2 separate regions of the Homo sapiens genome follow, and region 2 is linked to region 1. The links are chromatin contacts, found by Hi-C or POLR2A ChIA-PET in ENCODE. All regions are on one chromosome and are shown on one strand. The core of a region is the stretch at or near the end of the contact, and the rest is flanking DNA. Distances in the headings are between cores, read along the strand shown. Region 1 overlaps SEMA3A (semaphorin 3A). Region 2 overlaps SEMA3A (semaphorin 3A).

Region 1 (3,755 bases), core at 431-2,930:
AATTTGCAAACAGGCTTCTGTTTTCACAGAGGGAAAGCTTTTGAGAGCCATGTCAGGGAGGCCGGTCACACCATGGTTACATGCATTGTCATGGCATCCACTTCTCTTGGTAAATCTCTTGCTTGATGTCACTGCACACAGGAACCCAGATTACCCAGTCAGCAGTAAATCCCTATTGAGACCCACCAAGCTTTGAATGTAGTGACTCTAGAAGAGGAAATTGGTATAGACAGGCTGTGTATTCATTAAACTGATGGTGAGACAAGAGAGAAAAAAATGTAAAAAACAAGAGGAAAAAGGAAGCTGCCTTTGATATAAAGAATTGTCCAATATATTGTCTCATTTTTTGATCAACTTTCATTTAAAAAGCAGGATTACCTTGAGAAAATATAATAATACTTCTAAATCTTAGATTCCTACTCTCATCAACTGTTAATTTCAAAGTAAGAAATTCAAAATTTTCTGCCTATATGCCACATCTGAGAGTTGTATGTTTTAGCCCAACATTAAAAAAATTCAAATGGAAAATGTGAACAATTTTATTCAGGTCACTTTTCTTAGAAGCCCGGAAAAAATAAAACCAGTTTTCAAATATATTGCCATTAATGAGTTAATTTTTATTCCAAAGCTTTATTCATATTTCCTTATTAGTAATTTCAAAAAACTTGCTAAAAGTCTTTATGTTCCTTAGACAAAAAGTGACAGAGAAAGTATGTCCTTGATAAAGGATATCAAGTGATGGTATATTTTGGTAACTTTTAGTTCTTTATGAAAAAAAGATGTATTTAGTGATTTGATTAAATGTATTATTATTTAGAGAGTAGAATAATTTCATGGTGTATATTTATTGTTTAAAAAGATACATTTATAATGGCTGTGCATTATTTGTTGGGACGAAAATGTTTCTGAGTAATAGATTCTTGAGGAAACAAAACTACTAAGTTGTGTTTAGGTATAGACATAACTATTATTCTAAAGTTTGCATATTTGAATTTTCAGCATAATTTCAAGAAAATACCTTAAGTATTCTCATTTTATTTCTGTGACTTTATACATTGATACTCCAGAATTGCTAGCTAATGCATACACTACTTACTCATAGAATACATAATTCAAACGTTTTAAAATACTGCATTCTTGTTTTCTTCTTTCATTGACTATAAAAACTAAGAGGACCTTTGTTGTTGCTGTTGTTTTAACTGAATGATCACTCAGCTTCTCTAACACTCATCTGCTCAAATAACCATAAAACAGGCTTATAGAGGGCTTTTTCCCCAAAGGTCAGCAAAATACTATAACTTGCTTAAGCCAAAGAAATAATCAAAAATGACATCATCGTTAAGTCTGACTTTATGCAAAACTAGATGATCTGTTTTAGTTATTAAAGAAAATGCAATTGGATACTCTGACGTTTTTTATGTCTCCAAAGATAGTAAGATCGAAATAGTGTATTAAAAGAGCTGTACAAGTGTACAAGTGATTTGAGATTGGGTATCTGGTAACGTGTAATGTTAACTTGCGTATTCATAGTTTATTTGCAGTCATATGTTTCATCACTGGGTCTAGTTTTCTAAAAGCGCATGTTGTGGAGAAATTTGAATCTTAAGAGAGTACGAAATATCCTAGTACATGACCACAGAGGAAGCTACGCTGATTCCAATAAGGGCAGGCCATCAGGGTATGAATATTACAAGTGAGAGGAAGTGAAGTGATGACTTGCATACCATTTCAATTACAGAAAAAGAGCAAGTGAGTTAGTCTATCTACAGGCACGATCCTTTTAGGAAATTCCACTAAAAGAAAACAGGTCTTCCTGAAATGAGTGGGAAGGCGTCACACTCCAGGCATTGTAATTAGGTCTGTTTGTGTTCCCCAGGCCTTGGGATCCATGTGGTTTCATATATTAAACCCGACTCTGGCTGCCCTTTCACCCTGACTCAAATATAATCACTCACAGAGTGAGTCAGGCCAAGCTTCCTAAGCGTGCTCCACCCAACAGAAGTGGGATAAAGGATACTCAGATAATTAGCATTTATTAAGTGCTTACTACATACCAAGAACTTGCTCAGTGTTTTTTATACATTAATATGTGGTCGTTTTTCCACAACAACTATAGGAGATAGGTAGTACCTCTGTTCATTTTATTAATGTAAGGGCCAAAGTAAAGTGAAACCCTGCCTCATTCTAAAGATAGTCTTTCTTCCAAATCATGTATCATCCCACTATTACTCCAAGACATAAACAATATTGGAAAACAGTCTCCATCAAATAAGAAAAATAAATGTGAGCTAGAAAAATAAACTGCTCTAATGAATGGTTAATATGGACAATAACTAGGTAGTAGTATTTTCATACTAAATGTTAAGATATCATTATGATAACAGCAGCATAAACTTATTTGTTTCCTTACTATAAATATACACAGAACAATTTTACTTTATTTCCACATTAAGCTGAAATTGGAATTGAAATTTGAAATCATATAATACTGAGAGAATTTATGTAGTACAAGAAAAAAATACTGGTACATCATGCCAAACCCCTAGCAGTATATTTTCTGAAATAAAACATTGTTATAACATTTAGAAACCCTAAATTAGGGTTTATCGTAACTAATGAAGATGTTTTAAGAACGTTATTACATGTTAAAATGTAAAATACACAACAGACTCCATTGTCTGAAGTTTCTTAATCTGAAAGTGTTATTCATTCCTAAATTTTCCTGCTAAAACTGAATTTAAACATTTATTGGCATTATCATATAAATTTTCTAATTATGAAAGTAGTGAAACTCCATTTTAAAAAATCAAGATATTTCAAGTTACAATTTTAGAGAACTGTTTGGTTGTTTGCTTTTCCTTACCAGGAACAAAAATTAAAAGTCATCTAAAATAGGTGAACTGATTCTTCCAAAAGAGTTGAACTGATTTGAGAAAAATAAAGTCCTATGCTGAAATTAATTTTAATATTCCTGAAGACCTTTAAAAACTACTTTGCAAAGCAATGTGTTAATTCTGGAACACGTATGATTGTATAGTCTATGCTGATGCCTCAAAACTCATTTATTTTATGCATGAATGTGTAAACATTGTTTTCAATTTTATTCTGTAATGGTATTTAATTTCACAAGGCTTGTGATTCAGAGTCCCTTGGTTCTATCCCAAACATATCTGTATCTTCCATCTTGCAGCAGTTCTGTTTTTTGCACCCTGTCAGATGTAACCTTTGTGCTAATTTGGAAAAATCAGTTCTCACGTTTAGTGCTGAGAGACTGATAACTGAATTCTCAAATGAACTACACATTTTCAGAGATGAAGTACAGAGCTGTGGACAATGCCTGTGTTTTCCCACAGTGTAAATTCTTCAGACTCAGCTGTCAACATGTGAGTGTGCAGCATAAAAGCAGCTTTAACTTGATGGGTTTTTTTCTCCAAGGCCATAAAAATGAAATGGATACTATACTCTCCTTTATGTTATTCCATCTTCTAATGAGATTTTGTTTCTCATGGACAGAGAAAGCCTTTATGCCCTTTAGGGTACTTAGTAGATCAAAGTCTTCTTTCTAAATAGAAAAACAAACATTTTCCCTCCCACACAAATATTTCAGTTTGAGAACAAACCAGATAGAAATGTTAAGAGAGTTTTTTTTTCCTACTAATTTTGCCTCTGCACACATCCTAGGTCTAATAATTTATATTGGATATTCTAGAATATTCCCCTGGGTTTTTGGAGTTCTGCACATGCTCTTCTCTTCA
Region 2 (4,005 bases), core at 485-2,984, 150 kb after region 1:
ATCCAAGAATCTATTCATAAAGAAATCTGACAGATGAGTTATGTGGCTTTATGTGTCTATTTTATACATAGAACGCAAGTAAGAAATAGTTAATAATGGTGCTTTTGTAAATAAAGTTTGCAGAACTTATGAAAACGTACTTTCATTTAAGCTAGTTCTTAAGGGATAATAACAACGGAACAGCATTTATTCTCTTGAAATTCAAAGTTGAAGGTTAAAAGAAAACAAAATTTCTGACCCATATTATGAAGATTCATAAGCACTTTGACAGCTTGATTTGACCTCAGGTGTAAACAACTTTGTTTTAGCTATGCCCAAATACATTTCTAAGAGTTTGGATTACACTTGGATTACACAATCATTTTTCAATACCACTTAATAACTATGATTTGTACATAATAACAATGCTGCTAGTAGTTGTCCCATTGTCCTTTCCTGGCAATATTTCTACCATGTCACAATAACTACATATTTAAAAAAAAAAAAAGAATTTTCCAACGAACATTGTAAGTTCATTTTATTCTAAATACCAATCTATAGATCTATATATAAGTGGCCTAAGGAAATTAGCCTACTATCCTCTCCCACCCTCTCAATCAGTATCTTAAACAAAGAATTCAACATATATTTTTCATGTTCACACTTTAGCAAATATTCCCATGGTATTTCCTATCACATCTACTCTCTTGAGTAAGTCTGAGGATGGAAGTGGATCATACTCTGAGGCTGTGGAACTCAAGGGCAAGGGAAGAAAAAGGATGACTTGGAGATGTAGCTTAGGGAGCAATGAGCAAGTGTTGCTCTTGACAAGTGTAGGAGGGGAAGCAAGAAAGGCTCTGAACTGCTAAATCTCAGCAAGCTGTCAGAGAGCCAAGTCTGGATTCTCCTAAAAGTATGGACAATGAAAAAGAACCAATTGAAATTACTCAAGGATTACACTTACAACTTCATTTGGTAGAACTGATTTGATCTTCACAAACATTCAGATACAATAAGACTGAGAATGGGATACTTTCACTTATCTTTAGCTACTACTTGGTTTTAGAGTAGAAACCTCACTTTCTTTTCTGGCTGTATATACTGTGACCTGATAAGAGGACAAGGAAAATCTGGGTTTTTGTCCAAAGGAATGCAATAATTCCTCAGCCTGGTTCCTGATTCCTAGAGCCTTCCAACATATTTATTGTATGTTTCCTATCTCTTAGCTGCAGACTAACAAATATGACCTGGATATTTTCTGATTCAGTTCTGGAATAGGTGTGGTTCAGAAGGAGATACTGTTTATGGAGATAGTATTACTCTCACAATCCTTTGTGCACTCTTAAATGCCTTGACTGATATCTTCCTGCCCTAGCACCTAACACTAAACTCACTTTCTCTACTATATATTATAATGCACAATTCATTTATAATGAATTGATTTATTGTAAATTTTCATTCTTATTATTTCCAAAAATAATTTTGTTTTATTAACAGGCATATTATTTGTTAATTTTTAAAAGGTGTGCCAAATAAAGCACAAAATCATTCAACAATGAATAATTCTGTGCTAGCCATTGAGAATATAAAGATGAAAAATACTACATACCCAGCCTTTAGAAACTCAGAATCTGGCACAAGATGATTCACATAAGCAGTTTCACAGACTAAATGAGTCAATTGACATATTCAATAGAATGAAACTTCATTTGGCTTGCTGATGAAGACTCCAGTGGGTCATGTTATATTTTATCTAAAGACATGTTTATGATTGCTGCAACGCTTTAAGTTACTCTAAGTTTTGGTCAACATAGTTTCCCACGCCACATTTCTCCAAGCAAGGGAAACCTGGAAATGCAGGTTTAATGACTCATTCAGGAGATGACAAGATTCCTTAAAATGTGTGGTTCCTTTAAATTTTACCCTAAGCTTGTAAAAACTCCCAAGACCAAACTATTCTTCATATTTATCAACAGGATTTTATTTTTGCTTATCTTCATTCCCCAATTCAAGTATAAATTGTATATTTCCTTATCCTGGGTTTGACAGACTCCAGCTTTGTTACTGTTTGGAAATAGTGTGTGGATTGCCTATTTATACTGATGTTTATGTCTTGGCAATAGTGGGAGATAGTAGCTGGAGACATTCATACTTATTTGTGTCAGATAGAATTTATTGATTCTTCTATATGCTTAATTAAGATAACAGTGTTAAAGAACCTACAGATTAAAAGGAGTCAGTCTTTTAAAAATATACCAAATGCCATTTTCTTAACATTATTTTACTTTTTCAACTACCTACTCTCCAACTATAAATGGCTGTAATAATGTGCCACAGGCAGGCTACTTCATTCTTGGTAAGCACACATCATATAATATGTGATACTTAATATATACAGGCACATGAATCTCTGCTTCCATCATTCTAATTGTTTAGTACCATTGTTTCATTCACTATTTTGTTTTACATTTTACAGATTAATTTCACATATCAAGCCTTATTTAAGTTTAAATGTATGTATTTGCTTTTTACTTAGAAATATTTAGTTTTTCAGGATCAAAATGTACCAATAAATGCATGCAAAGAGCACATCAATATCTTTAGCAAATTTCATTTTAAGTAATTCTTCTGTTTTGTGAATGTTAAATTTCATGACTATTATGCCAATTTTTCCAAACTTGGTCTGCACACCTTATTCTGTGCATATTTACCCTAGTAGCCTGCCCATTTCCAAATTAATGAAAGAGCTGTCACAAATTGCTAGTGCCACCTATTAGTGGAAGCATAGAACTGCAAATCATGGTAATTCCTTTATATAGTGCATTAGAAATCATGAGGGGTAAAAGTCATCCCAAGAATCACACTTGTTCTAATGTATGTTTACAACTGCTGGTCTTTTTAAAATAAACCTTCACTACAAGTGCAAAACTTATTTCAATACTGTCATGAGTTTTGGAGATTTTACCTCTATAACTTTGTAGCAATGAATTATTTATCACATATTACTTTTTCATAAAGGTTTGACAAGAGCAATGTCTTAGTTGATTAATATGTAACTCTGTAATATCATGACTTTGTAAATAGAAGTTGTTGGATAATGATCAATTCAAAATTTATATCACTATTAGTCATTTTGGAAGATTTTGTAAAAATCAGATTAAACATTATTCAAAATAATCCTGACTTTAGATTTTGAAATTCTTCAAAAGTTGTGAAGGTGTGGTATTTTGACTTTTGGAGCTATGATACAAAGGTGTGTCACTGGAGTTAAAATGAGAAAAATTGGGATAATTTAAAATACACAATTTCTTACAGGCAACTTAAAATTCATGATAACTTTAAAATGCAAGTTTCTTAAAATGCAAACCTGAAAACATGATAGAAAATTTAATGCCCTATACAATTATTTATTCACATTAAGCATAATAGCCTCCATAACAACAATTTAACATTAATTTTTATTACTAGGAACATATGCAATCATATTAATTAACTCTAATTAAACGTATTCCTGAAAGATCCATGAAATACATTAAATCTTTACTATAGAATTTAAGTATAATTGACCCCAAATTATAATACATGATTTATATAATAATTAAAATCAGAAAATAAAGGAAAATTAGATATCACAGATCAATATATCTGTTTAGTTTGCTAATATTTTAGTAAACTACGTATTTCATGTCACTGACAATAGTAGAACTCTAGAAATCAGTCACATGAAGAGAAAAAAACCCTAAAAAGTTAGAATTGGGAAAATTATCTATTCAGTATTCATATTTATTTAAGTTGTTAGTGACTGAATATCATTATTAAAGCTGGTGAGTTAGAGGCTTACATGAATTTGTTTTGCGGTCTCAGTTATTTTCTTGATTGCTAAAGTCTACACTGTATAAATTCTTTCAAAGGTCAATCTGGTTGTCAGCTTTAAGCAGAGAATCCACAAATTGGAGATTTTTACAAGCCCTCATCTGATCTGACCAGCATTGAATCACAAGATGTGTGACTAAGTGTTTTATTTTA

What was found. A loop is a pair of places that touch in the nucleus more often than their neighbours do. ChIA-PET counts read pairs that join two places held with the same protein, here RNA polymerase II (POLR2A). Pooled maps may share reads with other maps.
Region 2: a loop to region 1 is called in a map of dorsolateral prefrontal cortex, with 2.4 times the contacts of the local background. The contact joins two enhancer-like sites. A Hi-C loop is called at or near these places in 2 of 168 maps with a recorded cell type or tissue (PC-9 and dorsolateral prefrontal cortex) and 1 of 50 pooled maps. POLR2A ChIA-PET finds 5 or more read pairs at or near these places in 3 of 52 experiments (GM12878, H1 and activated T-cell).

The regions. Positions count from the first base shown.
Region 1 is chr7:84,040,536-84,044,290 of GRCh38, forward strand. The region is part of intron 6 of SEMA3A (semaphorin 3A); the gene reads right to left. Among named protein-coding and RNA genes, the nearest start is that of SEMA3A, 150 kb to the right of the region's middle. Within about 2 kb of position 1,681, at least 6 of the 41 ENCODE cell types and tissues checked have a DNase peak (open chromatin) inside an H3K27ac peak, as active enhancers do; they include PC-9, where a contact is called at or near this core.
Region 2 is chr7:84,186,282-84,190,286 of GRCh38, forward strand. The region is part of intron 1 of SEMA3A (semaphorin 3A); the gene reads right to left. Among named protein-coding and RNA genes, the nearest start is that of SEMA3A, 6.5 kb to the right of the region's middle. Within about 2 kb of position 1,735, at least 5 of the 41 ENCODE cell types and tissues checked have a DNase peak (open chromatin) inside an H3K27ac peak, as active enhancers do; they include PC-9, where a contact is called at or near this core.